Linked DNA regions of Mus musculus: region 2 is linked to region 1. The links are chromatin loops, found by intact Hi-C in ENCODE. Cell type or tissue: heart. All regions are shown on one strand. Links, peaks and the distances in the headings refer to the core of each region. The heading gives the core; the rest is flanking DNA. Region 1 overlaps Daam1 (dishevelled associated activator of morphogenesis 1). Region 2 holds the start of Gm40440 (a long non-coding RNA gene).

Evidence for each region. Hi-C counts contacts between places; a loop is a spot of excess contacts. Peaks named below come from ENCODE experiments on the same cell type or tissue, not always from the same donor. Only the 100,000 strongest peaks of a DNase experiment are listed, where the experiment ranks them.
Region 2: a loop joins it to region 1, with 2.0 times the contacts of the local background. A loop is called at or near these places in 4 of 42 quality-filtered maps.

Annotation. Positions count from the first base shown.
Region 1 is chr12:71,971,048-71,987,245 of GRCm38, reverse strand. Daam1 (dishevelled associated activator of morphogenesis 1) reads right to left here. Exons shown (of 26, transcript NM_026102.3): 18 at 16,068-16,152; 19 at 11,950-12,056; 20 at 10,362-10,450; 21 at 9,435-9,603; 22 at 6,385-6,492; 23 at 4,493-4,553; 24 at 1,432-1,563. Among named protein-coding and RNA genes, the nearest start is that of Gm40440, 61 kb to the left of the region's middle. In heart, for the core only: CTCF peaks have their summits at 5,312 and 5,932; DNase peaks (open chromatin) are centred at 5,785, 6,955 and 8,105; H3K27ac peaks cover 5,868 bases.
Region 2 is chr12:72,030,449-72,046,646 of GRCm38, reverse strand. Gm40440 (a long non-coding RNA gene) reads left to right here and starts at 6,454. Exons shown (of 3, transcript XR_872816.2): 1 at 6,454-6,592. In heart, for the core only: no CTCF peak of the experiment used is centred there; no DNase peak of the experiment used is centred there; H3K27ac peaks cover 3,167 bases.

The DNA of each region.
Region 1 (16,198 bases), core at 4,036-12,035:
GAAGTCATATATATTTTAGTTTTAGAAATTTGAAGAAACCTCAAGCCAGATTAATGTTCCCACACATAAAACCACAGGGTATTCTGTATGTATGTTAAAAAAAAAGTTAACCCACTGATTCTGTGTTTTAGCTCCATGATGAGGTAGGCAGAGGTCCCTTCTTTTACAAACACAACAATGTACAGGAACCTCATGGTGGTGGATTGGACCACATCTATGGCTATAATTCGTCTTGTTCTCACTGTGGTATGTTATAGTTGGATTCCTAATAGTGGTGCTGTGGCACATGGTGTCTCCTTGTTTATTGGTAAGGCTGGAAGGCAGTACTGAAGTTAGCTGATGTTGTGAACATACCCTCCGAACTTGAGCTCAATCATCCACACCAGATAACTCAACCTGACCACTGAAAACGATGCCTACTCATCAGGTTTGAAGGAGAGACTTCAGTAAAAGGAGTATGGTGAAAGATTGTGCTGGTTAGTATCCACTTGATACAAAGCTAGACATCTCTGGGGAGAGTGGAACGTCAGCTGAGGGCCTCCTACGACAGACAGGCCTGTGGGCAAGACTGTGGGGGCATTTTCTTGATTAATTGATGTTGGAGAGCTCAGCCCACCCTTGGGCAGTGGGCTGAGCAAGCCATGGGGAGCAAGCCCCGTAAGCAGCATTCTTCCAAGGCTTTTGCTTCAGTTCCTGCCTTGAGCTCTTGCCCCGACTTCCCCTCATGATCTCATGATGGACTGACTGGGGCATGTAAGCCAAATAAACTCTTTCTTCCCAAAGCTGCTCTTGGTTATTTTAGTTAGCACAGCAACAAAAATCAAACTTGGAGATGGGCTGCATAGAACTCTGTGGTGGGGAATGTACCTAATATCAACTCTATGAATAGTGAGAAGCTACCAGGGGAAGATATAACAAGAAAGCATGCTTAGAAGTGTTGGTTATTAGCCAACAAAAGTCTTTCTCATACAAGAAAACAAATCTTAAATAGAAAAGTATCACAACAAAGTGTCTTACTAAAATAATGTTCCTTTGTAATGATGCTATGAAGTGAAACGCATCACTGCTGATTTGCTCTGCATACCAGCTTCTGTCCCCTAGAGATAAACATCCTACACAGATATATGTGGCCTTGGTCTTATCTGCTCCTAGCTCTCATCACTTACTCTGCTTCCAGAGATGAACAATCCAGTGGCAACCAAGGCTAAGGTGTCACCACTCTAACCTGCAAGGTCTTGCTAACCAAAAGGCAACATAGGCCAGCTAGACACTCAGGGCTACCCTGGAGATGAAAATACAACGGTTGCACAGAACAACTGGATCTGGGAAACATCTGCTGCTGCATTTCCTGACCAGGGACTGCTGTCCTTTAGCACCACACAAAAACTCAGGGCAGAAGAACCATGCGAGTGCGCGCACAGGAAAATTTACCAGCTCTTTAGCTTCTGCTAGAAGATCTTCAACATCTGAGAAGCTGAAGCTAGCCAGGGTGATGAACTGGCTGACAACAGACACGAACTTGTCTCCAGGCTGTGGGGGCTGAGACTTCTGATACTCCAGCTCCTGAAACACAGAAAGCAGAGGTTTCACATGTGCACACCTTGTCTCTTATTCTCACCTAGGTGAAGAGCTCAGACAGCAAATGCATCATCAGTAAGCTCTAGAGTCAGTTCCCTTCCCCACCCTTCCTCTCCACACCAAGGCCACGCCCATGTGTGCAGACATACCTGAAAACAGCTACTTAATTTTCTGAGATTTTAACCAACGTGATTTCTCACTCTGACTTTTGAAACAAACGAACACTTGGTCAAAGTAAACAGAACCAAAACAGCAGGATTCAAAGTATTTGTGAGGCTGGTCGATGTTCTGTGTTTTGATTTTTCTTCTTCCTTTTGTTTAGTTTTTCTGTTTTTGTTTTTTCTCCTTCCTCATCTACCAATTCTCTTTACTTCCTAAACCATGGTATGTATCTAGGTCAGCAGAGCTGCAACTGTAGCTCGCGGCAACAGGCTCACCCCCCTCCATTCCCCCTGTCCACACCAATAACAGGTCTTGCTGGATAGGCAGGTAGGAAAATGAATCTTCTGTTCATTTCCCATGTTCTCTGCTACCATGGTGACAACCACACAGAGGACCGAAGTCAAATTTCATGGAATCCAGCCATTTTGAAACATACATTCTTAACAGCTACAGTTCCCCAGCATCGTTATGCCCACTGCACAAACACAGGGAGCTTAGAGGAGATACTAGTCAAGGAGTTGATCAGTGACAGCAGACTTTGAGCTCAGTCTTCTGGCCCCAGTACTAGCAATATCTATGCTAAGTGCCACCAGACTGGCTTCGGTTCACAGGATTTTCCTGCACCTGCTTTGGCAGAGACAATGTTCAGCAGGAGTGGAGTGCTCGAGGTCTCTGGGTTCTGACTCGTCTACTGCTGATACTGTTCTTCATGGCAGACTAAATGAAATGACAGAAGCAGAAACTCAAACTGTGGAGCCAGCAAGCATGTCATTAGCCACTCACTCACTGCATCTGGATTTATCTCTGACACTTCACACAGCATCACTGACTTGGACAAAGCACAACTAGGACACATGAATATCCAGGTGAGTCAAGCTCTGTGGCCTCCTAATATGTCAGTTACAGCTTGACATTTCAGCTGCCAGGGGCAGAGATGGGCTCTGTCCTAGCTGGTGATTTTGTTAACTTGATACATGCTAGGGTCATTTGGGAAGAAGGAATCACAAATGAGAAGATGGCCCCCTCCAGACTGGCAGCAGACATGCCTTTAGGGTATTGTCTTGACTAGTGATTGCTATGGGAAGGCCCAGCTCTTTGTGGGCTGTGAGATCCTTGGGCAGGTGGTGCTGGGTGGTGTAAAAAAGCAGGCTGAGCAAGCCACGAAGGGCCGAGCCAGCAAGCAGCATTCTGTCACAGCCCCTGCTTCAGTTCCTCGCTCCTGTTGCAGTTCCTGTCTTGAGTTCTTGCCCTGACTCCTGTTGATGACGAGCTATGATATGGAAATGTAACTAAAGTAAACCCTCTCCTCCCTAAGCTGCTTTCGGTCACGGAGTTAACCACAGCAAAAAGAAGCCCTACCCTAGACAGCTTCTGCGGCCCCTTTCCTATTAAGAACATGATGCAGTAGACGCCACCCAGGAGAGGGAGCACAACTACGCTTTAGCAAGCAAAGCCACTGCAAGTCCCGGGAAGACCACCTTGACCTGGTGGTCTTCTAACTCAGACACAGGGTTCAAGAGTGTGCACCACCTGGCTTAGGGATGGCACAACTGCTGATCGAGTCTCAAGAAAGTCTACGTGGGAAGGAGAAGGTAACCACTCAGGTTATCAAGCATCCTGGCCAGGCCGGGCCTTCTAAAACTCCATGGAGAAATGTCCAGGCATTCATAATACAATTCCTGTATCCCCCTCAGGCCCCAACTCCTCAAAAACAAGCTCCTGAATCTTAGTGGAAAAAAGATTAAGATGTTATTAGCACTATGTCTTCAAGGACTTCAACAGGGTGTAGGATATAGTTTTGTGATTCAAAGAGGAGAAAGGAGGGCACCTTGGCATCTGGTGATAAATTGTCTGCGAGGTATTTAAGGGAAGGGCAAGTTTCAGACTGTTTCTGAATCAGTAACCTCACCCAATGCAGACACAGCCAGCTGGGCGGGGCGTGAGTGGTGGTTCTCATCCCTGGACTTACTCCCTGGCAGCCGCATCCATGGAGACACTCCTGTGGCCGTGTCCCAGCGCCGCTGTGCTACATTCTTCTGGCTCCTCCCTATCTTCTCCACATTCCTGTGGTTCCCTTTTATCTTCTCTACCTGGGCAGCCCCCCTCCCATGGACCTTTCTACACCATCCTGCTCCTAAGCCATAACTGGAGTTCATCTCCTCCAGTAGGAGCACCTCCTCCAGGATGTGCCAGCCAATCACACGCCTCCAGGCTAGCCTCAATCCAGCCCTTTCATCACGTCTCTCTTTGATCACCACCATGCTTATCTAGACAGGGTCCTGCTGAGGGAACTGCTGCTCTCACCATCGCAGCACTAGAAAGCCTTGGACATGGTATATATGCTATGGCCAAGTGTGTGTTTGGTGAAGACTCCCCTTCCCAAAGGACCAGTTCAGAAGTAGCAGAGGGGTTTCCATCAGCCTGTGGAGAGTCACATCAAACGGTAACAGAACAAGGAAATGGAAGGTTGCCTCACCTGGTCCATTCATGCTAAGGCCTGCCTCCTGGGTTGAATTGTTGGCCCTCCTCACCTACTTCAAGCTCCCACTGCAGGGAGCCTCTCAGGACACTTGGCTGTATGAAACTGAGTTCCTATACTGGGCACAGCTTGTGCCTGCTTCTTTCTGGTCACTCTTATGGAATCATGTTTATCCTGGGCAGAGCACATGCCAAAGGCGCTCCTGTGCTCAAGGTCTGCACACCAGCAAAGTAGTGAGGAGGCCGACAGTCATGGTGGGAAGCAGGTACTCACCGTCTCTACAGCTTTCAGGCCACTCCTCAGGGTGCTGATCTCCTTGTCCAGCTCAGTCATGCTGTCGGAGAGAGTGACATCTTAGCAGTCAGCAAGCAGCTTACAGGAGTAAGTAAGAGACACACTGGCTCGAGTCAGTGCGTGCTTGGAGGCAGGCATATGCTTAGCTTATAAACTATATTCCAGGGACAGTGAGATGGGTGAGAGTGCTTGCTTCCAAGCTTGACAACCCCAGGTTACTCCTAAGGACCCACACGGTAGAACGATAGAAGAAAACAGTTGTTGTGACTTCCAGAGGCTGTTATGGAGCATGCGTGTGTACACACATGTACACACATGTATACACACACACACACACACACATGTACACACACACACATGTACACACACACACACACACACACGTACACACACACACATATGTACACACACACACACACACACACACACACACACTAAATGTGATAGAAAGAAAACATTCCTCTCATTCTCAGATTTCACAAAAGCTACAGCATTAAAAAAATGTAACTTATGTGAGTATAATTTTAATTTTTCTGTACATTTTTTTGTTTCCCTCTGCCAGCAGGTATATGTTATAGGTTAAAAATAGCAGAAGAAAAATGTTTCCCATGAGTAAAGAAATATTTTATGTTTGAATCACAGAGCGCCTCTGCTTCAGCAAGTTGCTATATGTAGAAATGAGCATGTGCTGCGTTTGGCTCTCTAAGAAGGTGGCTCGCCTAGAACCTCATTCAGTTGGGACCCTGCAGCTCACCATGACTACAGCAGTGGGAGCAGCTCGTGGCCTCAGTCAGCAGGCGGTGGCTGAGAGCTGTCCTGGACACTTTTCACTTTGCTGCCTTTTTTGTTTTTAGTGGAGAAAGATTCCTGGGCTTCTTCCATGCTTTCTGTTTCATGGCTTTTAAACACTAAAGATTAAAGCTCAACTCTCACAACCCCACCGTATCAAAGAGCTTGCCGCCAATAGTTCATTTAAAAATAGATCATTTCTTGTGTTACCTACTCTATTTCTTATACCAAGGGAGGGAGGGAGAGGGAGAGGGAGAGGGAGAGGGAGAGGGAGAGGGAGAGGGAGAGGGAGAGGGAGAGGGAGAGGGAGAGGGAGAGGGAGAGGGAGAGGGAGAAACAAGCCACTTATTCTAGGTTGTCAATTCACAGCAAAAGGCGCAGCTTAAATATATGTCTGTCAGAAGGAGGGGTGGAGGGCGGAGAGCGTGGAAAGCTGCCTGTTTCCATCTCTGAAACAGCACGGGATTTGTGGGGAAAGTTTGGCAACTTCCCATTTTATTTTTAGGTTCTTGATTTGCATAACGACTGCTTCCCATTAACCGGCTGCTTGGTTCCAAAGGGTGTGCGTATCTGTAGAAATGACTGACTGGCTCCCTCACATGGAGGCCTTCCATTTGCTTCACCTTGCGTCCCCCTTTGACTCAGAGCTACCTGTGTACAGAAGAGCTGCTCTTCAGAAGCTCTGCTGAGGCTAACTATATGGCCTCACATGCAGCCAGGTGCTCTGCCACTCGGCAGCACCCCTGGCCTTCCATTTACTTTTTGTTGAGACAGTCTCACTAGGTTGTCCAGGCCAGCCTTGACCATGCTTTGTAGCCCAAGCAGGAATTGAACTTGCAGTCCTGCCTTTGTTTTCTGAGTCAGAGAAGCCAAAAAGCCTCGCTGATGCTTATACCCTTAAAAACAAATCAGATTTTACACATGGGGCAGTGAGTATTCCAAAGGACCTAGAACAAATATATATTCTCTAACACGTTTGGCTGTGATTCAAACCACTTCGCGCATTTGCACTTCAATGCGGTGCCAGCGAAGTGCCTGCTGCTCTGCAGTCTAGCTGGCAGAGCAGGGCTGGCCGTACTTACTTTACTTTCGCTGCTTGAGGAATATCCCGCAACTCTTCGCTTAGGTTGAGGACTTTGGGGTACTTATTCTCCACAATAGTTATTAGATAGTGCAAAAGAGTAATGTTCCTACGATTAAAGAAAAGGAGAACATGAAAAGTGATTAATATGGTTTATCTATTCACGGGGCAAGACCCAACATACACCAAGAACTGGTAGCGTGGCATGAGAACAGTTGTTGCACCCATTAAGGACAGCAGCTGTTTAGAAGCCTAAAAGTATTTTGCAAGTCTAGAACAACTCGATGTTGTGGTTATTGGTGATGCCCACTTAAGGTTTCATGCAAAGGGTGGTTGGATGAAAAGCCCCCATTTCAGAGCTGATGCTGGAAGTGTACCATGACTGTGCCGTTACATACACAATGTCCCTGCAGCTGTGAAATCACTTCTAATTTTAGCAGTTCTTCAGCTCTTAACTGCATGACCCTCGGTAGTTATAACAGCTGTTGGCGCCATTTTCCTGTCTGGTGATGACAGGATCGAACCTTGACTGACCTGGATAGGGAAGGGGGTGTCTGATAACGCTATCAGGCAAAGCTGTGCTAGTCTGGTCCCGTGGTCACCAATTCTACTGCACATCATAGTCACCTGGACTCCAGATGCCTGGGCCAATACCAGAGATCCATTTAACTGGGATGAGGTGGGGCCAGGCATGGATAGTTGTTAAAATTCTCTGGTTAGTCTAGCTTAGACAAAGAACCACTCATCTATCAAAGCTGTCCTAGTTAGAAGTATACAAATACATTTGTAGTAACATTTCCATAATTTAGGCAGTTTGCTAATTTACAGGGCTAAGCCACTATGCCCCAGCCCACCTATACCAAAGGGCATCAGGGTTGCCTAACAATGTTTTCCCATAACAATGTAAAGCATTTGCAGTGTTCTGTGGCTTTACCCAGACAACACTCCTGCTCTCATGGCAAGGGTTCAAATAGGTTTTTCTTTATTTTTGTTCCTACCAGTAATTAGGAAACATCTTCCATTAAAACAAAACAGTGGCCAGTACTCCTGGCCTCTCAGGCTTCTGTGAGCTTGCTACATCTTATTATTGAAGTATTACCACTGCTTATAGAACCTATCTCTCTGCCCTGAGCCTCTCCTCTAAAGGTGGAAACAAAACACTGGTAACTATCACAATAATGCTATTCTCTTCATTATTTTAGAGAGATGCTTTTTTAATCTAGAGAAATTCCCACAGAGAAACTGTGTAGCCCTCCCTGGCTGTCCTGGAACTCACTTTGTAGACCAGGCTGGCCTCGAACTCAGAAATCCGCCTGCCTCTGCCTCCCAAGTGCTGGGATTAAAGGCGTGCACCACCACTGCCTGGCTGATAATAATTTTTATTTATTCTTTTGAGAAAACTTGTTCATATAAATTCTGTAGTCACTTTACTAAGCAGACACCCTGTAAGAACCAAATTATCAGAAAGTGGGGGATGGGTGGATACTGACTTTGCCTGTGCATGCACAGGGAGAAGTTGCAAGAGATGGTGTCCTTTCAAAGACGGCTGTTCTTTATATGCAAATAAGAGGCTGCAGGTCCCTCTAACAGCCTGCAAACAAGACCCACCTGTGGGCAAAGAGCAGCACTGTGGACTGACCTGCAGATCAGGGGTTAAATCCTCCCCCAGGCTTGGGGGTGGAGCAGCAAAACCGCTACTTGGCATTGCCTTGGCTTTCTTATCTGACAACATGTGGTAAGGAACTTGGCCTGGCCACTGACAAGCTATTGTGACAATCAAATGTGAAAGTGCTCCAAAAAGCACTGGGGCTCCCGCTAAGGAAAGGACAACAGCACTGTCTCTGTGATGTGAAAATAACAGCTTAACACATGGCTTACTTCTTTTCTCAGACCGAGAGCTGCTACACACTATGGCTGCTATGCACTATGCTTCAGTAACCCTATAGGGAACATAGGGTAAGAAGTCTCATTAGTGAGGAGTAATTGGGGCGGACAGTCCGTCATGCTAAAGGGATTTGGCTCTGAGCAGCTTTACCTCAGGAAGGATTGTGCGAGGTCCTTTGAAGCCAGTGAGCGCCTCAGAGAAACAAAGCTCTTGGACAAACACGTGTTAATGTGCGTGATGACCCTACCTGCTCAGGACACAGGGGCTGGCATCTTAGCGCTTCTAACCAGACAGTTTACCTCAACTGTGAGGCTGTGCACATCCTAGGACACAACTTAAAGAGCCTTGGGGTGTGCAGCTGAAGGCAACTGCATTCACAAGACTGAGACATTCCCAGGATGCCCGGTTTCTCCTTTTTCTGAAACACAGTTCTCTGTGGAGGGGCAGAGACTAGAGAGGTCATGAGACACTCAGAGCTGGGAGGGCTATGACTTGGTTTTGGCTGGATAGAGGTCCATCAGTGAGTGGCTTTTTAGCATGTTATACTAAAAGTTTAAATTTTTTTACATTTATTTATTTACTTAAATTTTGTGTGTATGTGCATGCACACACATGAAATGGCATGTATGTTTGGGTCAGAGGACAACTTGTGTGAGTCAGGCCCTCAGTCTTGGGGAAATCACCTTTACCCATTGAGGTACCACACCAGCCCCATGAGTGAGTGAGTGAGTGAGTGAGTGAGTGAGTGAGTGAGTATTTATTTATTTATTTACCTTGGAATAGATCGGTGGTTCTTATCTGTGGTTCCTGACTCCCCCCGTCAGATATCAGATATTTATATTACAATTCATAACTAGAAAATTACAGTTATGAAGTAGCAACAAAATAATTTTATGACTGGGGGTCACCATAAGAGGAGGAACCATATGAAGGGGTTGCAGCATTAGGAAGGCTGCGAACCACTGGAATAGACAGCGTCCCTATGCAGAGAAAGTAGATGAAGGGTCCCAGGGAGCTGGAGGGTTGCGTCTGTTTGTGAGAGGAATGGGAAGGAATGGAGGTTCAGGAGCATGGTCAGGAAGCCCGAGGCTGCAGGGTCTAGGTGGGCAGTTCACGGTCTATAAAAGCACCTTGGTGCGCCAAATGCTGGAGGGGCACACACTTACTTGTCAATACTGGATTTGGTATCCGCTATCTTGTTGAGGCTGGAGATCTTGAATCCATATGCATTGCCTCTTTGTCCTTTATTCATATAATTTCCAAAAGCCAAGACCACCTCCAGGAGCTGCTTGAGGGCGCGGCTCCTGAACACCTCCTCAGAGCCAGAGCGAATCGCTTCAAAGCAAGATGCCCAAAACACACCAGTTACGGCCAAGGCTTTCAGTTACCCTGTCCTAGAGCAACACATCTTAACAGGCATTCGGGGTGTAAGAGTGGGTCACTAGACTGTGACCAAGCACTTTCAAGACATGCAAATTAGAAGCACAGTTAACAGCTACCATGGAAGGAGGTTCCACAGAGAATGGAAAAGTTCCTCTCCATTCTCAGCCCTTCTCAGGACTGACTCGCCAACCTGAAGCACTTAGGAACAGGACAGGACAGCAGAGCAAGTCTGTTTCCATTGCCTCTTGTGGCTCAGATCAGTGAATGAGTTCTGCTGGCAGTGAACTAACTGGCCGTGTGTCATGGATGGCTTGTAGGTATTACATCAGGGACTGGAACTCCGACCCTGACTCCACTGTACACTCTGTAACTGATCTTTAGTATCATCCACATCCCGAACATAAACACAGCACACTTAGGAAACCTACACTCCGCCCTGAGGAAATCCTAGGAAGGCACGGCAATGAGAATGCTAATTATAGGTTCAATGCTAGGAGTGGCAAATTCATTCCTTAGCCATGCTCATGTGGTCAAAACCCCAGTCCCTGGGAGAAGCTCAGGCCATTTGCAGGAGCTCCAGAGCCCAGGCCAGGCCAGGGTATGTAAGACACAGACCTTATATGACCATCCATTGGAATTTCAAAAGAAGCAGTTGTTTACTTTGGGCACTTGAGACAGCCAATATCTCCTGCTAAGTGGTTTGACCTTACCTTCTACTTTGGGCTTCACTTCTGCCACACGCTCTGCAAACTTCTTTTTGAAGTACAGTGATTGCAGTCTTTGCTGGTAATGATTAATTCTGTAAGAGCAAGGTGGGTTGATCAGCACTCAGAAGGAGAGCTCATTTCTCTCAAATCAGCATGGGGTATTTGGGTGATTGCCTGGGGCCCTTCATTTCAAACTCCCCTCACGTACCAACAGCTCTTGTGAAAACAGAAGAGATGAAAGGAATCAAAATGTAGATAGACTCTCCACTTCCCTCACTTCTCTCGAGTCTCTTCCCTTTTCAGTCTGGCCTTTGGCAAGGCTACAAAGACTTGTCTCTGTCACACAGCCCTCATACTCATTCCCAACCCTTTTTGCTTTGCAAGCAGCTCATTCAGCTAGGCTCCTGAAGGCAAGCGAACTTAGCCTTCCAGAGAGCTCCTAGAGGAGCCAGGGACCTGCTGGCCTCGGCTCTGCAGCGAAGCTCCAAGGTCCTTGCTGCTCGTTAGTTAGGGTGGGAGCTGCTGCAGTGTGCCTTCCCATGAAGCTTAACCTGCTCATCACAGAAGGTCGGTCCCGGGATCAGCCCCCTTTCTAATACCATCCTGTAAGCCCAAACAGTCCTAGGCTTGCAGCCCAGCTATGCCTCTTATTAGGTGGCCTTGAGTGAGATTCCTCTGGGATTCCTTGCCCCCGTGGGTAGATGAAAACCATACTTCTCTTCTGGAAGTCCCTACAGGCAGGGCTGCTATAAGGGTTCCATCAGAAAGCACTTGTAAAGATCTGGGCATGCTTGGGAAGCTGGTGGTCACCAGCTTGTCTACACTGAGGGCTGCAGGGCGTAGCTTCGAAGTCCCAAAGTTTTCCTTTGTTCAGCAGTAGTCTCCAAAATGGCTAGTTGTTAGGGAATGACACATAACTAAATCTGGCCACAGCAGGAATGGAGCATGAGGGACAGACTCCCCTTGGCAGTATCTGCAGGCTCATGGCACTGAGAGAGAGGGCTCTGTCCCAGGGGCTACTGGTCCTTTTCTAGTATGGAATCAGTTCACTCGACCTGGAATGGCAAAGAGACTAAGCTCACATGCCAAACCCAATTACAGAGCAGTGGCTGCCCCAGGGCAGTTCTGGAAAAGGGTTCAGAAAGCTTGCTGAGGCTCCATGGGAAGACTGTCATGACTGATTAGTGATGTCTGCCTATGTCTTATTCACTCCCTCTGAGTTTTCAACAAACATATCATTTCCCTCTAATTTATAACACACCTGAGATGTCAAGGTATTAGATGCTGAGATACTATCCCAAGACATCAAAGTGTTGGTGAGAGTGACTATGATTGGAACATTTTAGCACAATAAGGCCAGAGCCCAGGGGCCCTGAGGCCCACAAGGACAGCCGTGAGGATGCTTGGACAATGGCTTACTGGGACAAGAAGTGCTCCACAAGTGAACACATTCTACACAGATCATCTCTGGGAAGATTTTACCACTAAAACATGCTGCCAGACAGGGGACTGGCCCAAGCTGTTTGAGTGAGGTTTAGCGACGCCCTTACTAAGGCAAAGGGGAGCTTCACTCCCGTGTCTTCCAGCTCACCTGCTCATCTCAAACAGGAAGCGGTCAGCCTTGGCCATCCGATCCAGCTCATGCTTGTGTTCCTCTAGCAGGTCGATGTCGCTTTTCTCAGGAACGAATTTCAAAAGCTGGAAGTGCATGTGTGAATAAAGCAGGAGGTTAAAAATCACTATAGTAGGTTTTAATCCTTTCAGCTAACATGAAATTTTAATTTTTTCTTAAGTTATAAGCTCTGCTAACTGGCAAGCAAGGCATAAGGAACAGCTATTTATATGTTGACTTGATAGCAGTTTTAAATTGGCTGAGAATCTTTTTCTATTCTCCAGCACCTTTCAAGTAAGAACTGTTACCAATTTCCACCAGGATCTACTTTGTGCAATGCCTTAGCAGGACCATAGAAAGTAAACCCTGTCGTTAGAAGGGCATAAAACTGAGTTCCTTCCAGAGACTCAGTACCTCAGCCTGCATTGCCGAGCGAGTGTGCCTAACTGTCAGGAACAGAACCTTGGTCTCTCTGGCTCCCAGACTTCTATCCATTTTTGTATTGCATAACGGTGGAATGGATAATTACACTTGTGCTTTTCATTCTCCTTGCTTACCTCTTCTGCTTCTCTAATCCCATCTTCCTTATCGCTCCATGTAGAGTTCAGTGAGAGAAACACTGGGAAGAGTTTACCTTTTCTGCATATCTTATTTTGGAGGGTGAGAATGAGAAATGAAGAAATGATACTGAAAGTTGACAAAGCTACTTCCTATGTGTCTGGCTGCCATCCTGAGTGCACACATTTGTGTGCATTTGTGTTTGTAGAGGGCTGGGTATGCCTGCTATTTTCTAGATCCCATGCTTTTTCCCTCCTCCAAATTGAAATGAGACCTTCCCCATAACTTGAGTTCCTCCTCTGATAGATTTTCAGATGTTTGTTGGAATTTTTAAAAGGCAGCTGGTTGGGAGCCACCAGAGAGAGAGAGAGAGAGAGAGAGGGAGAGAGGGAGAGAGAGGGAGAGAGAGGGAGAGAGAGAGAGAGAGAGAGAGAGAGAGAGAGAGAGAGAGAGAGAGAGAGAGAGAGAACTGGAACTACAGAGAAGGCATCACTGGGAGGTGGTGCTCAGTGAATATGTTCAAGGCTGGAGAAAACCAGCACTCAGGGATGGGGATGGGGACGGGGATGGGAGGAGGAGGAGCCCATAAAGGTGGCACTAGAGGTTAAGTTGGAGAAGCCTGTGTAGCATCACAGGGCCAAGGTGAGAACTCTTCACTATGGAGTAAGTGGTCATTGATGTCAGACATCAACAAGACACCAAAAAAGAGAAGACCCACCAAGAGTCTTCTGGCTTGGGCAACAGGGAGGCTGTGAATGCCCTCAGCAGTCCCAGCTTTAAGGAGGCGAAGACGACAGATGACAGTGGGCTGATGAGTGAGCAGGAGGAGGATAAGGACTGGCTTCCACAAACTCCGACTGTGCCAGGAGCAGAGAAGGCAGGGACACCGTGTGTGTGCACCCACCGAAGACTGACACTTGGCCAGCTGAGAGCTGAGAGGGCCAGACTGAGGCTGAGGGGCGGAGCAGCCAGCCCAGATGGGCTCCCGACAAAAGGAATGGCTTCACCAGGGCATTAGCAAAGCCAGCTCCCTTGCCCCAGGGGGTGGAAAGGAGGCGCAATGAGAGCAAGTGCCAAGGAGTGGTGCATGGCCTGCTGGCCGGGTGTGCTGACTGCTAGACACTTCTGTTCCCAGATCCAAATGGTGACACTGAACCGGACATGTAGTTTCATGCTTCTTACATAGGGAATGTTGTAAGGCAAGGAGAAGAGAGCAAGATGAAGGGTGTTCCTCTCCACTTTACTTTGAAGTTTTATCTTCTAAGGTAGGAAACCCCCTTCTAATATCAGACATCTTTCCTCGGTTTGCCAGGACTATAGCTGGTCTGTGATCAGGAAAATACCACCACTGTGTGTCTTCTGTGACTTCCAAGAGCATAGGAAGAGGCATGTGAGCCACACCACCACCCCACCCCCTGAAAGCAGAGGCAAGTAACCTGCTGCGTCCTGCTGCATTCGGATGGCTTTCCAGAGGGATGTAGCTAGGAAAGCACCTAGGAACAGAAAAGGTGGGCTCTGGGGAAGAGCGGCTCACTGACTTCAGCCACACCCTTAGCCCTGCCGTCACCAGCAACAGACAGCATGGACTGCACGTGGCCCTCATGTGGGCTCCACACAGGGGTCAGGGGATGCTGGGGCAGATACGTGTCCTGAAAAGAGGTATGTGGAAGAACACCAGGCAGAGGGACATTACAGTGAGGAAGGAAAGGGGAAAGAGAGCGTGGGAGCTGAGCAGAGAGCAAGAAGCTCACAGAATTATCAGGAGAGACCAGGTCAAAAATGTCCTTGGCCAGATGCTGCATCAGTGGACAGATTTTCTCCCTTGTTTATTTGGAGTGTGTCTTATTTGCACTGCAAGCCCTTTTGGCAGGGCTTTGCGATCCTTCCCCTCAAGGAGGAATTTTGCTGGATGCAGTTTCACAGTAAACAGACCCTGTAGAATTTTAAGTATATGACCTTGTAGACAGAGGCAGCTCTGCACACAGTTCATCACTTCTAGTAGTGACTGGAAGGCGGGGCCACCTTGAAGCTGGGGAAGCAAGCTGTACAGCGAGGGAAAGAAGAACGGGGATCGGGACACAGCCCTGCACGGGAGAACACTTGAAACCGTGCATCCACAGAGAGCCATGGCAGACTCGAAGAAAAACATCATTAACATTTTGAAAATTAAATCGAATGTTTAAATGGCAGCTTGATAAGTTGTTCTACTGGAATTGTGAGGTTTTCACCCAGGACAAGTCCAGCTGCAGGTCTATCTTGCTCTGGGTCTGTTGTCACCATCAAACAAAGACAGAGGGGCAATCTATGAGAAGGTGGCCTTGCCACTCAGGACACGAGATAACCCTTTCCATACTTTCAGAGCTGACTCAGCACACAGTGGCCGTGTTCAGCCTTTAGTCATGGTTGCTGCTACCCACGACTGATCTTCTGGGGACCTGGCTCTGGTAAGCACAGACCTTAAACCTGATCACCTAAACTTAGACTGTCCCAAGTACGAGGGAGTGGAAGGAAGAATAGCCAGCCTTAAAGCACTTTGAGACGGTCACCACAAAGCTCAGAAACCTTCAAGCCTTAAGTGGTCAGGGTGAGAGACAGATAACAAGCTTTGGAACATGCACTGCTTAGACACACATAATACAGGCAGAGTGGCTCCACTCTGGAGAAACACTCCAGAACAAGTCACACTGTAGCCTGGCTGCTTGGACAGAGCTAATATGTTTTCTACTCAGGGACACTGATGTGGCTGCCCCTAAGTTGTGACTTACTGCCATTTAAGACACAAGATGCCACATATGAATAGAGGCATGACTTAGCTCTAAAATAACTCGCTTACCATAGGACAGGTATGACTGCTTAGAACAGGTGGCTGTGCTGGAATTAATGGTGGCTTTTGTGCTTGTGGAAACGATGAGCCAAGATGCAAATTTAGTAATTAATAGTTTGCAGCGTGATTTTTTGATCTCAGACTGCTTGTGAGATTTCCAGCACTCCCGAGAAATACTTCTTCCCGCCAGGCTCAAGCAGAGTTTTTTGAGCTGTTAAGACCAGCACTGCCCTGAAGCCGAGGGACAGAGTCTGAGCTGGCGACCCCAGGCCCTTAGTAGACTTTGCTTTAGGATTTCATCTGACTTTTATTTATGAAAGAGAGACAGTGGGGGAGGGAGAGAGAGCACATGATTGGCATGTGACGTGGATGCCTTTACACACCAGATAAGGGTGTTGGATCTCCTTGAGCTGGAGTTGCAGGTATTGTGAGGCACTTGGTCACTCTACATGGGTACTGGAAATGAACTTGGGTCCTCTAGAAGAGCATCAAGTGCTCTTAACCCCTGAGCTATTGCTCCACATTTGACAACCTGTGACATTCCTTCTCAACTATCTTTCTGAGGAACAATGAGAGAATAAGAGTCCTTTAAAGCAGTGCAATTCAGAGATGAGAAAATTATCTACTAGCAACAGGAGGGTTTCCCAGAATCCTTTTTGGCTGCTGATAATCTGCTACTACTTGGGCTCTGACAGCTGTCTGGCGGCTGGCTCACCTGTTCTAACATGTCCTTGGGCAGATCCTCCTGTTCATCCATTGTTAGAATTGCCCGCTTGATTTCATCATTGGATAATTTCAACCTGGAGAAGGCATATTTTATTTTGTTAATAACACTGTCATGATTAT
Region 2 (16,198 bases), core at 4,517-12,516, 59 kb before region 1:
CTTTAATTGATGGCCTCATGTCCTGTGCTGTGGATGGAGCCTGTCATGGCAACTGAGAAACAGGTCAAACTTCTCAGATTTAGAAAACGGTATTGGGGTAGCCAGTTAAGAACAATCTATGAAGCATAATCTTTTCTTTTCAGAGAATGGGATGGAACATTTGGTGTGGCCAACATTTAATGAATGCTTCCATCCATATCTCTGCTTAAACTATATCATTTACTTTACTCTCTGTGGCTTCCATACTACTATGCTTACCCAAGGATAAAGCGGTGGAGATGAAAAGAAATAGTTTGTTCAAGATCACTTAGCCCAACAGCCGGAGAAGTTGGGTGGGCTGGCTGGTTTTATGTCAACTTGACAAAAGCTAGAGTCACCTGGGAGGGGGAAACATCAGTTGAGAAAATGTCTCTCTAAGATGGGACTGTAGGCAAGCCTGTAGGCCATTTTCTTAGTTAGTGGTTGATGGGAGAGGGGCCCGGCTCTTTGTGAGTGGTGCCATCCCTGGGCTGGTGGTCCTGGGTGGTATAAGAAAGCAGACTGAGCAAACCATGGGGAGCAAGCCAGTAAGCAGCACCCATCCATGGCCTCTGCATCAGCTCCTGCCTCCAGATTCCTGCCCTGCTTGAGCTCCTGTCCTGACTTCCCTTGATTATGAACTATGATGCAGAAGCAGAAACTGAATAACCTTTCCTCAAAGTTTGCTTTTGGTCAGTGTTTTGTCATAGCCGTAGAAACCCTAATGAAGACAGTGAGGAAGGCAGACTCGAGCTCACTGATCTTGTCCTCTGTGCCTAAAACTTAGGTCTTTTAGGAGTGTTCACTCCACCTGAGTCCACGCTGCTGCTAGAACAACCACTCTGTTGACAGTAGTGAACCTATATCCTATTCCGTACCTCTGCCTGTGGGAACTTCTGTGGGAACTTTATGAAAGCTTACATACAGACTCACCTCTTTAGAGAAGCATCCTTCAAGGTCTCTGGAAATGGGAAGTTAATCTTTCAGACTTATATTAGCACTGAACAAACAGACAATACACCATGGAAACTAGGAAAGGTCAGATTCTTGGAGATCACCGAAGGCCCGGGCAGAAGGAGAAGTGTTGTCAGTTACGGGTTCTTATTTTAATGACACAGGACAGCCTTGTAATAGTGACCAGGATAGAGTCAAGTAAATGCACCATTTTGTGAGTTTGGTGGGAAGGTATTAAGAGAAGGAATATAAACACGGCCTCGTGGAAATCTGCTGCTTCTTATTCACTGCTAAAGGTTCCCTGAAGAGGGGGCCTTGGAAGGTCTCCTGTGACCAACACTGAAGGGCAAAGGAAAGAAGGGAGAGAGGAGAACAGAAGAAATTAATGAAAGAGAAGAAGAGACTGAAGAGAGAGGAAAACAAAGGATTGATTGAGAGAGAGAGAGAGAGAGAGAGAGAGAGAGAGAGAATGTGGAGCATCAGATGATCAATGAAAACTGAACATTTATGTGTTTAACGCACAGCTAGTTTTTCCTCACATCTGAGGCAGTCTCACTGTGTGGTGCAGGCTGGCCTCAGTCTCACTCCGGATCCTCCTATCCATATTAATGTTGGAGGTGCATTCCTGCCCCGCCAGGCCTACCTAGCTTAATGTGATCATTAAGCCGTTGTGCTAGGCTCTTAGCCACCCGTGGAAAGCAACAAGTCTTGGGGAGCAGGTAAGTTGAGTGAAGCAATGTGTACTAACTACAGGACAGCAGTTGCAGATTCATTCTCAGCTCCTTCCATTGTTTCAGCTTCTCCATAAATTCAATCCATAAACCCAGCTGAGTAGACACAAACTATGCTAGACTATTAAAATGTACCATTATCTCAAAAAACCAATTTAATTTTATTTGTTCTTTGGCTTGTATAATTTGGCTAATATTTTTTGCATTACTGCATGTCTACATAGTTTTAAGAGCTGATAAAAGGCTATTTGTCCATTTCTATATAGTTTACCCAATCAGCTCATTTATATAAAAATTTGCTTAAAAATGTAGGGATATAGGGGGCGGGAGTCAGAGTCAAGACTGGTTTTTGTTTTAAGTTGATGATTGGGATTGATGTAAGACAAAGTCATGTGAAATTAAGCATTGAATGCTGGATATAACATGAAGTGGATGAGCTGACAGTCCATCTGTGTTTTAAAAAATCAGATGTTCACATGCACTAAAACACTTAAATTAGGAACAGAGGTGAACTTGAGGTAGACGCTTTGTCAAATGATTTCTGAGCAGCTTCCAGATTCATTCTTTGCCTTTGGTGCCAAAAATGCTAATCAGTTTTGTTTACTTTTTAAATTATCAAACTGTAAGTGTGACAGTCAAAATCTTTGACAACCAGCGTAGCGATGGCACAGACAAGGGTGTTATACCCTCAAATGTCTTTTTCTGATGCACTCCGCCTAAAGAGATATTCACCCTAACTATGGGGAAATTGGTATATGGATAAAAGGTAATTGCACTTCCTTCTGATCTGTTAAGAGATAATATTTGGGAGAAACAGTAAGACCAACTACATCTAGAGATAAGATAGCTGACATGGACAAGAACATCCTTGCGGGGCACATCTGGAGAAGTTCTTCACACTGCTAAGATCCTACCATGTTCTGATTGTTTTTGTGTTGAAGAGATCTCGAGGGTATAGTTTGAAAGAATTGCCTTTGTTCACTATACAACAATATATCAATAATCACAGTAGGAAACCTCTTCCCTAGTCAGGAGGGATGCAGAATACGGGCTCTAGGGTGCTGGCTTCTCCAAAGTCAGAGCATACCTGTGCTTTGGATTGTTCTTCTAACAAGCACAGGCTCTTCAAGAGGCAGGACTGATGCTACAATGGAGAGGAAGAGAGGTGGACTCTGTTGAAGCATCTCTTGGCACTAGGCTGCCTAACATTGAGAGCAAAGGGCAGATCTTGTCCTCGAGGAGAGTTTAGACTGCGTGGTGATGAAGAAATGGGTCGTTCCTGTGGAGAAACCACCTAGACCAGTGGGAATTCCTGTAGAAAGAAACTCTTATAAATATCACCTGTTAATAAAAATTCTGGTGGCCAATGAGCTTAGGTAGGAAATAGGTGGTGGGAAACTAACAGGAAGAGAGAGGATTCTGGGAAATAGTAAGAGATAAAGAGAGATAAGAGAGACAAGCTTGGAGACAGACCAAGAAGAGGAACATAAACCATCAGAGAGATGGAGGAGATGCTAAGAAAGAAGTGAGCAGAACTGAAGGAGAGCTAACTAACCACATGATAGACATCACATAGTTTAAATGGGTTAAATAGGTTATGAGCTAGTCAGAAAATGAGCCAAAGCTTATGGCCTAGTCATTTAATAATAACTAATTAGTCTCAGAGTTGTTATTAATGAGAATTAAGGGACCAGGATTTAAAAACAGACTTAAAAATTCTTTATGCAAGTCCTGGCAAGCACAAGAAACATCCAGAATGAGCAGTAAGGGAGATGGAGGATACATGTTACAGCCTTAAGATTGTCTGCCACTGTGGAGATTTCTGTCGGTAAGAGACCACCGCCTAGAGGATGCTTTGTTCCAAGATGGTTTCAAGTGCACAGTAATGAGGATTGACCATAAGGCCATATTAGGCCTTCCCATTGATCTATATCCCCAGGCCTGGTTTTACTTTTAATTTTTGAGACAGGTCTCACTAATTCGCCCAGGCTGGCCTTGTGTTCCTCCTTCCTGGACTTCCTAAGCAGTAGAGATTATAGCCCTGGGTCTACCAGACCCTGCAGTGTGACTGTGGATACAAAGCAAATGGATCAGGTACTGCAGGAGGTACAGTGTGGTGAGTGATGTGATGTTCTGTCCACACACACCCTTCAGAACCAACACTCATGTCACCAGCTGCCACAATGGCTACTTCTTGATAATGCCAAGCAAACCCTTTTCCAGGAATCATCACCCATTGGAGTCAAATTCTTTCTGTATGCCCACCATCCATGTGAAACTCATATCCAATGACTAGCCAGTGTAAGGTACACAGATAATTTGGGGCCACTCACAAAGGCCACCCCAGCTCCCAATGGGAGTAGCTGAGGTCTTCCTTTAACAGTGTCGTCACAGTTCATCTCAATTTAGCAAATCTGGCTTCCTATACTCTTCATTTTTATTCTATAGCAAGCCCCTATGTACAGAGAAATCTGCTTCAGTGTGTTTTTCCTAGGAAATGTGTCGTAAGGAAGTATCCTAATGAGTATTTTTTAAATCTGCATAAAAAGCATGTTATAATTACGTTAAGTATCAAACCTCATGAAAACAAACATTGTATTTGGCAACAGAATAATATTGGGTAATTACTTTAATTTTATGACTGTGTCTTTTTTAAGTAATTAATATGTGCTTAGCTAAATAAAAAGACTACTTTTTGTTCTTTTCAGAACATTGAAGGTTCATAAAAATAAGCATCATCAACGATGATAAACTTTTACCCTGCCATGTCTTAAATTTATCACCTGTGAACTTTTAGATTAATTTTGTAGTCCTGAGACAGCCTAAGCTTTGCTGATTTTTCAACTTCATGTTTTTGATGGTTTGACTTAAGTTTTCTTCTTTAAAGATTTATTTTACTGTATATGAGTGCTTGTCTGCACATGCATCCCATGCGTGCAGGCGACTCTAGAGCCCAGCAGAGGCCACCGGGCCCCTAGAACTGGCCTCACAGCTGGTTGTGAGGTTGTTTTCTCATCTAGTGCTTTTTGAGGTCCTTGCTGGAAACAAGTTGGTCATGGCTATGTATGTTTGTCAATAGGCTCTGTTCCACCGAGGGGAATATTTCTTCCTTTTTCATTCCCAAGCTGGGTTACCATCGTGCCACAGTAAGTTTTAAAACTGAGCTGCAGAGTCTGGAGGACTTCTGGTGCTGCCCTCTCTCTCATTGTTCTCTGGTGAGATTGTGATAGCGCTTTAATTGATTCTATAGATTAATTTAGGTCTGTTGCCATCTTGCCGCTAGTCTTGCTCAGTGAACCCATCTCCTTTTTATCAGGTGTCTCTTCATTGGTTTCAACAAGGTTTTACAGTTTTCAGAGAGAAGTTTAAAATTGTTTTTCAGTTATATCTGCTCCTGATTATTTTGCTCTTTTTTTAAAATATATATCATTATAAATGGAGTTACCTTTAATTTGCTTTGACGTTTTGTTGCCAGTACGTGGCAATATAATCAAGCTCTATGCTGACCTTTTTTTTTTTTTTTTTTTTTTTTTATCTGCAAGCTTGCAGAAGCTTTATTAGTTCTAGCAACTTTAAGAGGAGGATGTATTGGGTTTTACTTTACATGTTTGGGTGAGAATCTGCATGTACGCCTCTGTGCCACACTCATGCCTGGTATCTAGAGAAGACAGAATGGGGTTTCAGATCCATGCAAGCAAGGACTAAAGCCACACTCCTCTCCTCTGTAAGAACTTCAAATGTTCTCAACCACCAAGTCATCTGCCAGCCCCGAGAGTGACTTCTAAGAGAATTTCTTTGGTGGGTTTGTTGTTCGTTTGTTTGTTTCTGGGAGATGGGGTTTTTCTGTAGACTAGCTCTAGTTGTCCTGGACTTTGTAGATCAGACTGGCCTCTAACTCACAGAGATTCCCCCTGCCCCTGTCTCCTGAGGCTGGGATTAAGGGTGTGTGCCACTATGTGCAGCCTGTTTGTTTTTAAAGCAGAGTCTTACAATGCAGCCCTAGCTGGCCTGGAACTATCTAGACCAGACTAGCCTCAAACTCATAGAGACTCATGTCTTTGCCTCCAGAATGCTGGAATCAAAGATGTTAAAGGTGTGTGCTACCACATCCAGGATATATATATATATATATATATATATATATATATATGTATATATATATATATATATATATGTATGTATGTATATATATAAATATCATGATCATGTTATCTACAACCAAAAAAAAAAAAATAGTTGGAATTCATCCTCACTGATCTGGGTGCCTTTTATTTAGTTTTTAATATCTAAATGCGGTGTTTGCTATAGCTGGTCTTTGCTACTTTGTGGGTTCTTCTTTTTCCTACCCTTTATCCCACTAGTTTCATGCTCTATCACTAGATAGGAGAGAAAAAGGATAGAAGGAGAGAGAAATATAGAGATCTGTGAATCTAGTTTCTTTCCTTTTGTTTCTTTCTTGGGCCCAACTACTAACAAACCCCAGACAAGCTCCCTGAATGACCACCAACCCCAGCCATGACTCTCTCAGGGCCTTAGCTTTTATATGCCCTCTGAAAAGTTCCCAGAATTCCAAATACACAATCTGCAGCTGACAAAACCACACCTCTGCTAGAGCAGCAGGCAAATCACAGTCAGCTGCTGTGAGCAGTCCAAAGCAGCCCCACATTCCTGCGCCTGGGATTAAAACAAAAGCACATTCTTATAGTATTTCTGTGTTTTTGTAAAAAGAAACAGAAATTCCAGGCTCCTCACTACAGCGTGCTGCTTGTAGTGCTTTAAGCAGCAGGAGTAAGACGTCCTTGTGTTGTTCCTAGTCTTAGTGTGTTCGCACCGTTTTCCTGAGGTGAGGACAGCACTGAGTGTTTAGCACACTTCTTTCCTCACCGTGTGTAAGTACCCTTGACTCCTTATGATTTTTATCCAAAAGTATAGTTATTCTAGGCATTTGTTGTATATTTTGTAGCAGGTTCTACTAATATGACTGGTATTTTTGAATGTTAATACAACCGTAATCTTCCTGTGGTAAGAACTGTAAAATATAGATAGTGATGATTCATTCTGGATTGTTGAATTCTGTTTCCCACTTGGGTTTGATCATTTCTCCATGTGTTTTCAGCCTCTATCGTTGCACATTTGTTTATAATTGCTGAATCGTTCTGCTGGATTAACCCTCTTATCATTGTCCAGCATAGTTTGGATGCCTGAGAAGCAAATCAACAGATCGCAGATTCCTCAGATAACCTGCAGGGAGTCTGCATCTGCTGACCTAGATTTTCCCACCGTGGTGAGGAAATTGCAGTCTAGCCAACTGATGAAGTACAAGAGAAAAACGTGTCTCCGAAAGAACGCTGGTCTCCATATCAGTTAGGATGCTTTCAACAAGCAAGAAGTAGAAAAACAGCTTAGACGATAAAGATGAGATCTTCATTTATCTAATGGGAAAGTCAAACTGTCAGTCCCTCTGTCAACTGGAGTCCCTTTTGTGGAGCATGGAGCAGAGACGGTAGTTTCAGAGACAGCGGTTTGAATGACTGTTTTCTTGAACAATACCTGGTACCTACCATGCATGAGAGGGCACTTGCTGAGTATAGAGTGTGGCTTAGGGCTGCTAGGGCTCCCCTCTGCAGAACTTTAGTTGAGAAAGGCTGATCCTATAGTTGTATGGATTTCAGATTCTACCCTGTTCTACAGCAGTCTCCTCTTCCTCCTCCTCCTTCTTCTTTTTCTCCTCCTCCCCCCAACCCTCCCCCACTTTGCTGTAGTTCAGCCTTTCCCATGGGTGGATTATCTTCAGACTGGCTTGTGTTTCAGCTAATAGATAGGAGCAAGAGCAACAAAGGAGAGACAACAATTTTTCCGCTGTCAACCATTTGGCAAATGTCTGGAATTTCACCCTGCCGGTCAATGTGAAGTCACATGTCTACCCTAATCAATGCATGTGGGAAATTTAAATGCACTGCTGGATCTGGGAGTGAAATCACCACCTCTCAACCCTGAGTTATACCAAGGGGATGGGAAATGGTATCAGAGAGATACTACAATGCTTTCTGTATTCTTCTTTAGATAAAAGGTCAAACATCCCAGAAACTAGTAACAGGTTTCATAATTGAGACAAATCCTAGGACCTGCCTTGGTATTTCTCCTTTTCAATAGCAGTAAGGAAGTAAACAGAGGCCACCTCGTGCCAAAATAAAATGATGCCCAGTATATCAAACCAATAGATCACTACTTTCCCCTTTTACTGGAAATATTCTTTATTCAGACAATATATCCTGATGACAGGCTCTCCTCTCTCTATTCCTTCCAGTTCCTCCCTCTTCTCCTCTCCTCTCCCATCCAGATCCACTCCCTCCCTGTCTCTCATTAGAAAAGAACGGGCTTCTAAGAGATAACAAAACATACCAAAATAAAGTGTAGTAAGATAAAACGAAAATGATCACATCCAAGTTGGACATGGAAAACCAACAGAAGGGTTATTTTTATAATCATGTTACACAATTGCAAGTTATTGCCTTCCAGTTTCTGAAATTCCCTTTGTGTTGTTGGGCACTGCACATGGTCCAGTACAGGCAACTTCATGAAATGGGAAAAAAAAAAAAAAAAACCCAAACAGTAACAACAGCAATGCCCCCACCCCCACCCCACTCATGAATCTGAAGGGATCTGGAGATTCCCTTCTGGCCACTGGTTATATGATAGCTGGGCCATTGTCAGGGAGGGACATATTTCAGGATCTGCATCATCTTTAGCTGAGTGTAAACTTCCAAATCCAGGTGAATTTGATCCCAGGACAATGAACAGACATGGAGCTTCTGTCAGCATTGCTGGATATAACCTTTGAAAACATTGGAGGACAGTGGGCATTAGGGTGGAGACCTGCCTGTTCAGAATGTCAAGAGGATAAATCTTAAGATGATACCCTGTCATAGAAAAATGGAAGAATTGGTTTTTAGGAAAGTAGGCTATCTTCATTTTGAATGTATATGGGAAAGTCATACCTACAAGGCACTGTGTTACCTTGGCAAGTCAATGATGCAGTGTGTGTGTGTGTGTGTGTGTGTGTGTGTGTGTGTTCTGCTTGGGCCTGGAACCTAATACGCAGCCAAGAATGCCCTTGAACTTCTGATCCTTAGGTTCCTGCGGACCTAGTGCTGGGGTTACAAACTTGAACCACTATGCTTAGTTTCTGTGCTTCTGGGGCTTTGTGCACGCCACATGAGCACGCTATAACTGAGCTACCTCCCCAGCTATCAGACTAATACCCCGGTACAATCAAACAGAGGGGAAGGATGCTCCTCTTATGCTCTGACTCTAATTTCCTGTTGCTGCTGTATGTAACTGGCTATCACAAACAGTGATTTTAGACATTACAGCAACACACACCAACTCTCTTCCCGTGGGTTAGGAGGTCATAAATCAAAAATGAATCCTGTAAGAATAAAACCTAGGTGATAAACAGGCCTGACCCCTTCTGAAGGCTTCTCGTGTACATCCATTCCTTGGCTCTTCTGGCTTTCCCACCTAGCCAGCATTTCTTCCCTGACGGCCTCTGTTTTCATTATCAACTTGCCTTCTCTTCTCTCTGACCTCATTCTTCCCTTACGTAAAAACCCTCACGGTTGCATCTGGTCTATCTGGAAAATCCAGAACCTTCTTCCTGTCTCAAGCTAGTTAACTCAGTCACACATGCAAAGTCCCGTGAACCACACACATTCTTCAGAATTCAGATGGGGCCCCTAGTTCAGCTTACCGCAGTTAACAACACATATTTAGAAGTCATGTCCTAAACTGTTTTACAGACTAAGGAGGTACACGCCAACATGTTGGTTAACCAACAGCCTCTTGCTGCTAGTCTTTGTATCTATTGCTTAGTTTTGCTGTCCTCTCACCTGAATATCTACCCAGCTTAAAGAAGGCAGGGCCTTGGAAAGCAGGTCTATTCCAGCACTGAACCTGGGTTGATTTGTGATATCAAATCAAGTGAGTGTTTTGACTGAGTTGGAAGGAAGTTGGGCCTTAGGAAAGGTGACTTTGCCTTTGGCATTTCTTCACAAGCCTGCAAAGAGATGATCTAAAGGATGCAGGAAGGCAGTCTGGCTCAGCATGAGTGAGCAGCCAGTGTTGGTTCAAACTTCAGGAGCCTGACCCTAAATGGCCAATTTGAGGCATATTTAAGCACAGCAGATTTGATGGATTTTTTTTTTTAATTTCTGAAGATAATGCAATGGCCTTGCATGCACAAGGAAGCATACACACATCTCTTTGAGAACAAAGCAATCTAAATAATGAGTAGACGTGACTGCATTGAAACTCCTCGTAAAGTACGTGTAACACCTTCCATAATGACAGGTTCTATAGATTGACTGAGAAAAACAAGCTTATGATAAGGTCTGGGGGAGGAGCCAAGTGCTGGTCTCAAGCCACACAAAGCAAACAGCACCAGGCTGGAAAACAAGTCTGCTCCCAGCCTGCTGGGCAGAGAGCAGGGCTTGCATGCCTTCCTTTGAAGGAACGACCCCAGAGCTTAGCATTCCAGGCTCCCCAAGTGCTTATCTGTGAGCACAAAGACCTCTGTGCCCCTACATGAGGAGACAGACTGGCTATCTCTGGAATGATACGCCCTTCCAGTGTGCCAACGGTAAAACCGTGGGCTCACGGCACACACAGCATAGCTGTATGGAGGTGCCAGAAACATAGGATGTAGACAGAGCCTTTTCACGATTAAAGAGTGTTACAAAATCATAAATGTCCATGGAATTGTAAGAAATAGCATTTCCATGTGCCTTTGCATAGATTTTTTTTTCCCAATTGGAGTATCTTATGGAATGGCAGTACAATATTACAGCCATGATAGTGGTGCCAATATACACAAGTTTAAAAAATATTTTTATCATCAACAAACTCCCAGTTTGTTCTCATAGCCACGCCCTCTTCCCTCTCCAACTCTCAGCCCCCAGGGTTGCAAGTCTTTTCTCTTTTTCTACCATTTGTTATTTAAAGAATGCTACACAAACAATGTAACAGATGCAACCTTTTGACATTGGCCTTATAGGCACAACATAATTCTATAGCGACTCCTCATCATCATGCATCAGTAACTGGCTCCTTATAGCAGCTGAGTAGTATTCTGTCTCATGGACATACCACAGTTTATTGCATCATTCTTCTGTTGAATGGCATCTATTTCTCATTGGAAGCTCGTACATGGGGGGGTTGGGGCTCGCATCCACATTCAGGTATAACTTTCTGTTCAAGTGTAAGTTGTTGTTCCCCGAGAGAATGTCCAAAAGCACAACTGTGACTCACAGCAGTTCGATGTTTGGTGTTCCTGGGAATTGCCAGCCTGGTTTTCAGAATGGCTGCAGTATTTTATATTCATTCCCTCATCAGGACACAAGAGATCTGGCTTCTGTCAACCCTTACCAACATTTGGACTTCTCTTTCTTTTTTGACTTCCGGCATGGTGATCGGTGTGCAGGGATTTTTGATTTCCCCAGTACCTGATGGTGATGGGCATCTTGGTCTTTCCTTACTTCAACCATTTCTGTCAGTGCACCTCTGGGGTTATGACTGTGTGGGCACAGCAGCCAGGAGAGTCCTGTAGCCTTTGTTAAAGTTGTCTCACTGGTCTCGTTTTACAGCCTGGGCTTCTGAGCGACTTCACTTGAACACACTCTCCTTCTTTAAAAGTTATAAACGTGTGGAAAATGCTTTAAAGAAATCGCTTTTTTAAAAAAACTATCTACCAGCATTTTTAAAATTTGAACAACAATATGAACTAACCAGTACCCCTAGAGCTCCCTGGGACTAAACTACCAATCAAAGAAAACGCACGGAGGGACTCATGGCTCTAGTTGCATATGTAGCAGAGGATGGCCTAGTCGGTCATCAATAGTAGGAGAGGCCCTTGGTCCTGTGAAGACTCTAGGCCCCAGTATAGGGGAATGCCAGGGCCAGGAAGCGGGAGTGGGTAGGTTGGGGAGCAGTGGGGAGGGGGGAGGGGATAGGGGATTTTCAAAGGGAAAACTATGAAAGGGGACAACATTTGAAATGTAAATAAAGAAAAAAATCTAATAAAAAAGAAAAAAAGTATTTCAAAGTTGTTAAAAAAAGAAAAAAATTTTCTCTAAAAATTTTTTTTATTATTAGCTGACAATTACATACATACATACAATGCATCTTGGAGTCCCACTCACCTCTTCCCTTTTCTTTATTTTTTAACATAATATTTTTATTGATTATCTGGAAATTTCACATAATGCAGCCAGATCACACTCACTTTCCAGTGCCCCCGTGTCTGCACCCTACCCCCTGGCCTCTCCACAAAGAAAAAAAGTGAGTTCAATTTGTGTTGCCCATCTACTCACTAGAACATGGTCAAACTCCCGGTGGCCAGCCCCCTAAAGAAAACTGAGTCCTGCCTCATCCAAACCCTCTCCAGAACCCATCAATTGTGGAGAGCTACACTTCAGCATCCCTATCAAAAAATTTAAGCGTTCTCTTTGATGGCTTCCTATCTAAGTTGCTACTTTTGGGGGTTGGTTTAAGGGGTTTTCACCAAAGCCTTTTATGTCCCTCTTTTTCAACTGCGAGTATGCAGTCATGGATATCACTACAAATGTTGCTTTCTTGCCATCAACATGGCTTCTGGGGCACAGACTATTGACACCAGAATGGTCTTCAGAGACGTTATGGCCAATGGACATCAATATGGCTTCAGGCAGCAGCATAGACCTCAGACACCCACATGACCTATGGCAGTAACGCAGATGACAGACATCAGCATGGTCTTCTTTGGGAGCACAGGCCATGGACATCTATACAGCTTTCGTAGCACCATGGCCCATGGACATCAACATGGAGTCAGACACCGGCACAGACCCTGGATATCTTCAAGGCCTTCAGTGGTAACACAGGCCATGAACATCAACATGGCCTCAGCAACAGCAGGGACCACGGACACTAGCATGGCCTCCTGCAATAGTACAGACTACTGATGTCACCTGGCCTCCACAGGTAGCACGAGCCTCCAACATCAGCTTGGCCTCCAATGGCAAAGCAGACCACGGATATCCACATGAACCTCGAGCTTCAACATGGCCTTGGGCAGCAGCACAAACCACAGATACCAACATGGCCTCTGGGACAGCATGGACTACGGAGGTCTTTCAAGGATGTCCAATCCAGAAAATGAACCCGTCTTCATCTTATCCTGGCTCAGAGCCAGGGAGATCATTGAGTAGTGTATTCTGAGTCTGTGTCTGCACAAGCTCCTGCACAGGCTGCTGCACAGGCTGCTGCACACTGACTGCCTTGCCCGCCCTACTCAGCAAAGCCGTGTTCCTCCATTGACAATAGCCTTCTCTCACACTTGCCACTGCTGTCTTAGCTATAGCTCCGCCTCTCTCCACTGCGCATGCACCACTCTGTTCCTCCATCTTGCGTTCATTAGTCTGTAGTGGCATTTGCGAAAACAGGTATATACATCACAACTCCAGACAAAACATATTTAGAATTAGCAATAGATATACCAATATATTTTAATACAACTATTTTCAAGGCCAACTAATTAAATCAATGTATCGTTATTGTATTGAATAACACAAATTATCCTTGATTTCTGAAAATAGAAACTGTCTTTCATTAACTTAAAAGTAGATCAAATATTTCTCACTGATAGTCCATAATAGGTTTCTGTCACAGTAGCTGACTATCTTTCTGCTGATTTATCTTTTTTTTTTTTATTTAATTAGGTATTTATTTCAGTTACATTTCCAATGCTATCCCAAAAGTCCCCCACATGCTCTCCCACCCACTCCCCCACCCTCCCACTCCCACTTCTTGGCCCTGGCATTCCCCTGTACTGAGGCATATAAAGTTTGCATGACCAGTGGGCCTCTCTTTCCACTGATGGCCGACTAGGCCATCTTCTGATACATATGCAGCTAGAGACACGAGCTGGGGGGTGGGGTGGGGTGTGACTGGTTAGTTCATATTATTGTTCCACCTATAGGGTTGCAGATCCCTTTAGCTCCTTGGTTACTTTCTCTAGCTACTGCTGATTTATCTTTTGCTGTGATAAAACACCTTGACCAAGGCAAACTTATAACAGCAAGTGTTTAATTGGCTTGTTGTTTCAGAGGGTTCGAGTCCAGGCGAAGGCAGAAAAAAGGTACAGCTGTGAGTGCTCACATTTTGATCTGAAAGTAAACAGCAAAGAGAGACTCTGGGGTGAAAGCTCAAAGCCTGCCCCCAGGGGTGCACCTCCCAAATAGTTTCACTAACTGGGGACCACCAGCTGAGCCTTGGAAGCCATTTTCATTCAAACCATCATATCCTCCACAAGACAGGCATAGCAATCTGCAAGCATTCAAAAGCAAGCAGGGGCTCAAGATTTGGTTGCAGTATCTCGGGTATGAATAACATATTTTTGAGATAATGGCAGTAAGAAATTCATGCAAAAGACTCACAAATTGTTGAGTTTTGTGACTTTGCAAGTTGGGTGTTAGCACACAAGCTCTTTCTCTCTCTCTCTCTCTCTCTCTCTCTCTCTCTCTCTCTCTCTCTCTCGGGATCATAGGTCAATCTTGCATCTGCAGACTATCAGTATTTCAGCTCTTTCCTCCATATTTAGGCCCACTCATCTTTTAAGAAATGATGCTTTGGGAACCAGGTTTACAATAATTATCATGTTATAAAATGTTACCTCCATTACACTTTCCCTGGCAACTCTCATGGTATAAGGGAAGGACTGTCAGAGAGGTGACACACCTGACGGTGGTAGGGGGCATAAGAGTGTGTAGCCAGACTGTTGCTAACTTGCTTAGTAGTTCAGCTTGCTAGAGTGAGGCCATCTGAGGTGACAGCCTGCAACAGGACATGAACCAGCGTGAGCTATATCCTGCCAGAGGTCTGAGAGATGGAGGTCACTGCCCCCCAGCTCCCAGGGGGCAGCGAAAGCTTCCCACCAGTGTCACAAGGCAACTGGGACTCCCAGCTGCCTTGGCGCGTGCAAATAGTCACTCTCTGGAGAAGCATAGGCTGGCCACAGGGGGACATTTTTCTCCTATGTTATCATCCACCCTCATTTTTCTGCTGGGAAATCTGTGAAAAGTCAAAGATAGGTCCGGTAGGGAAAAAAAGCAAAGTAGGCGCAAGTCTTCATTTTGCACACACGCCTTCCCTAGATATTGCTGTCTCAATAGTGATGATTGAGGGGCTTCATACCTGGTGGTCAGAGGCTCTCTGGAGAATGTGTGTGCTGGCTTCCTTCGTCTCCACGTGTGGTAAGAAGAATTAGCAGGGAGTCATCTCACTTGGAGTAGCATGTTTTATGCTCCCCCTGGATCCTGGGTTCAGAAGCATAAATACATGTGTAGGAAAAGCACTCACCTTAAGGTACAGCCCAGGCTACTGCTGACTGGCCCACAGGGACAAGGCTTGGGTTGTCTCAGTTCATGCATCGCTGGAGTCTTCTTTATGGGCCCAGCCAGAAGTCTAGCAAAACTGGAAGGCAGAAGTGGGGTGCCGGCCAATTCCATCTTTCCCATGAAAAAGTTAAAGGAATTCTCACTCAACTTACTTGAACACCATTCCAAAGCAAAGCATTCTAGCCTGGGGCTGGCAAAGCCTGCGTTCTCTCTTCTGGAGGAAGCAGGGGTCCGCATGCCTAAGAAAACATGAGGCTTGAGCCTATCTCCGAAGAATTATGGAATCAGGGCAGCTTTAGTATTCATCTGACCCTGGCCCTTCCACAATCAACAGAGCTAAGAGTACAGAGGCAGAGGAGTGGTGTTGTTTTAAAGCACTGTTAGTCTGTGTTCTGCTGTTTTATAATCAACACACACCAAGACCCAGAGAAGCAAGGAAGGGACTTTGAAAACAACAAAGAAATCCCTGAGTTTTGCATGCATGTATTATCTCATCTAATCATCATGGCACCTTGCTAGGAAAACATTACTGTGTTATATAGCTCATACCTCATGTGAGAAGTGAGGGGTGGACTGGTCACACAGACAATAAGGGGAAGTCTAGAAACTCAGCAGACAGTTTGGCTCTAGATCTCTTGCCCTTAACCACTCAGCGACATCACCACGATGTCCACCACAAATGGCTCTGGGGTCTTGTGAGGACTTAACAGATTGGGGTTGAAGGAGGGTGATGAAGGACTGGGACAGAGAGAATATTCCTGGGAGTCAAAACCTTTGCTCCATCTTGAAGGACAGGAAGGAGTTGGGTGAAGAAGGGTCAGAGACAGGAAATGTAAAGGTTCATCCAGAAAGGGAATGGGATATGCAGATATGTAAAGTGCAGAGGGAATATGCAAAGTAGGAAGGGAGGCTAAGCAGTGTCCTTGGGCATTGAGTTTGGGTTGTACTAGGGAAGGAGATAGTGCAGAATTGGAGGTCATAATTAAGACTGGAGATCTTTCTGTATAAGCCAAAGAGAACGTGACTTCAAAGCTTAGGGGAAACCAGTAATGGACGTTCAGCAGT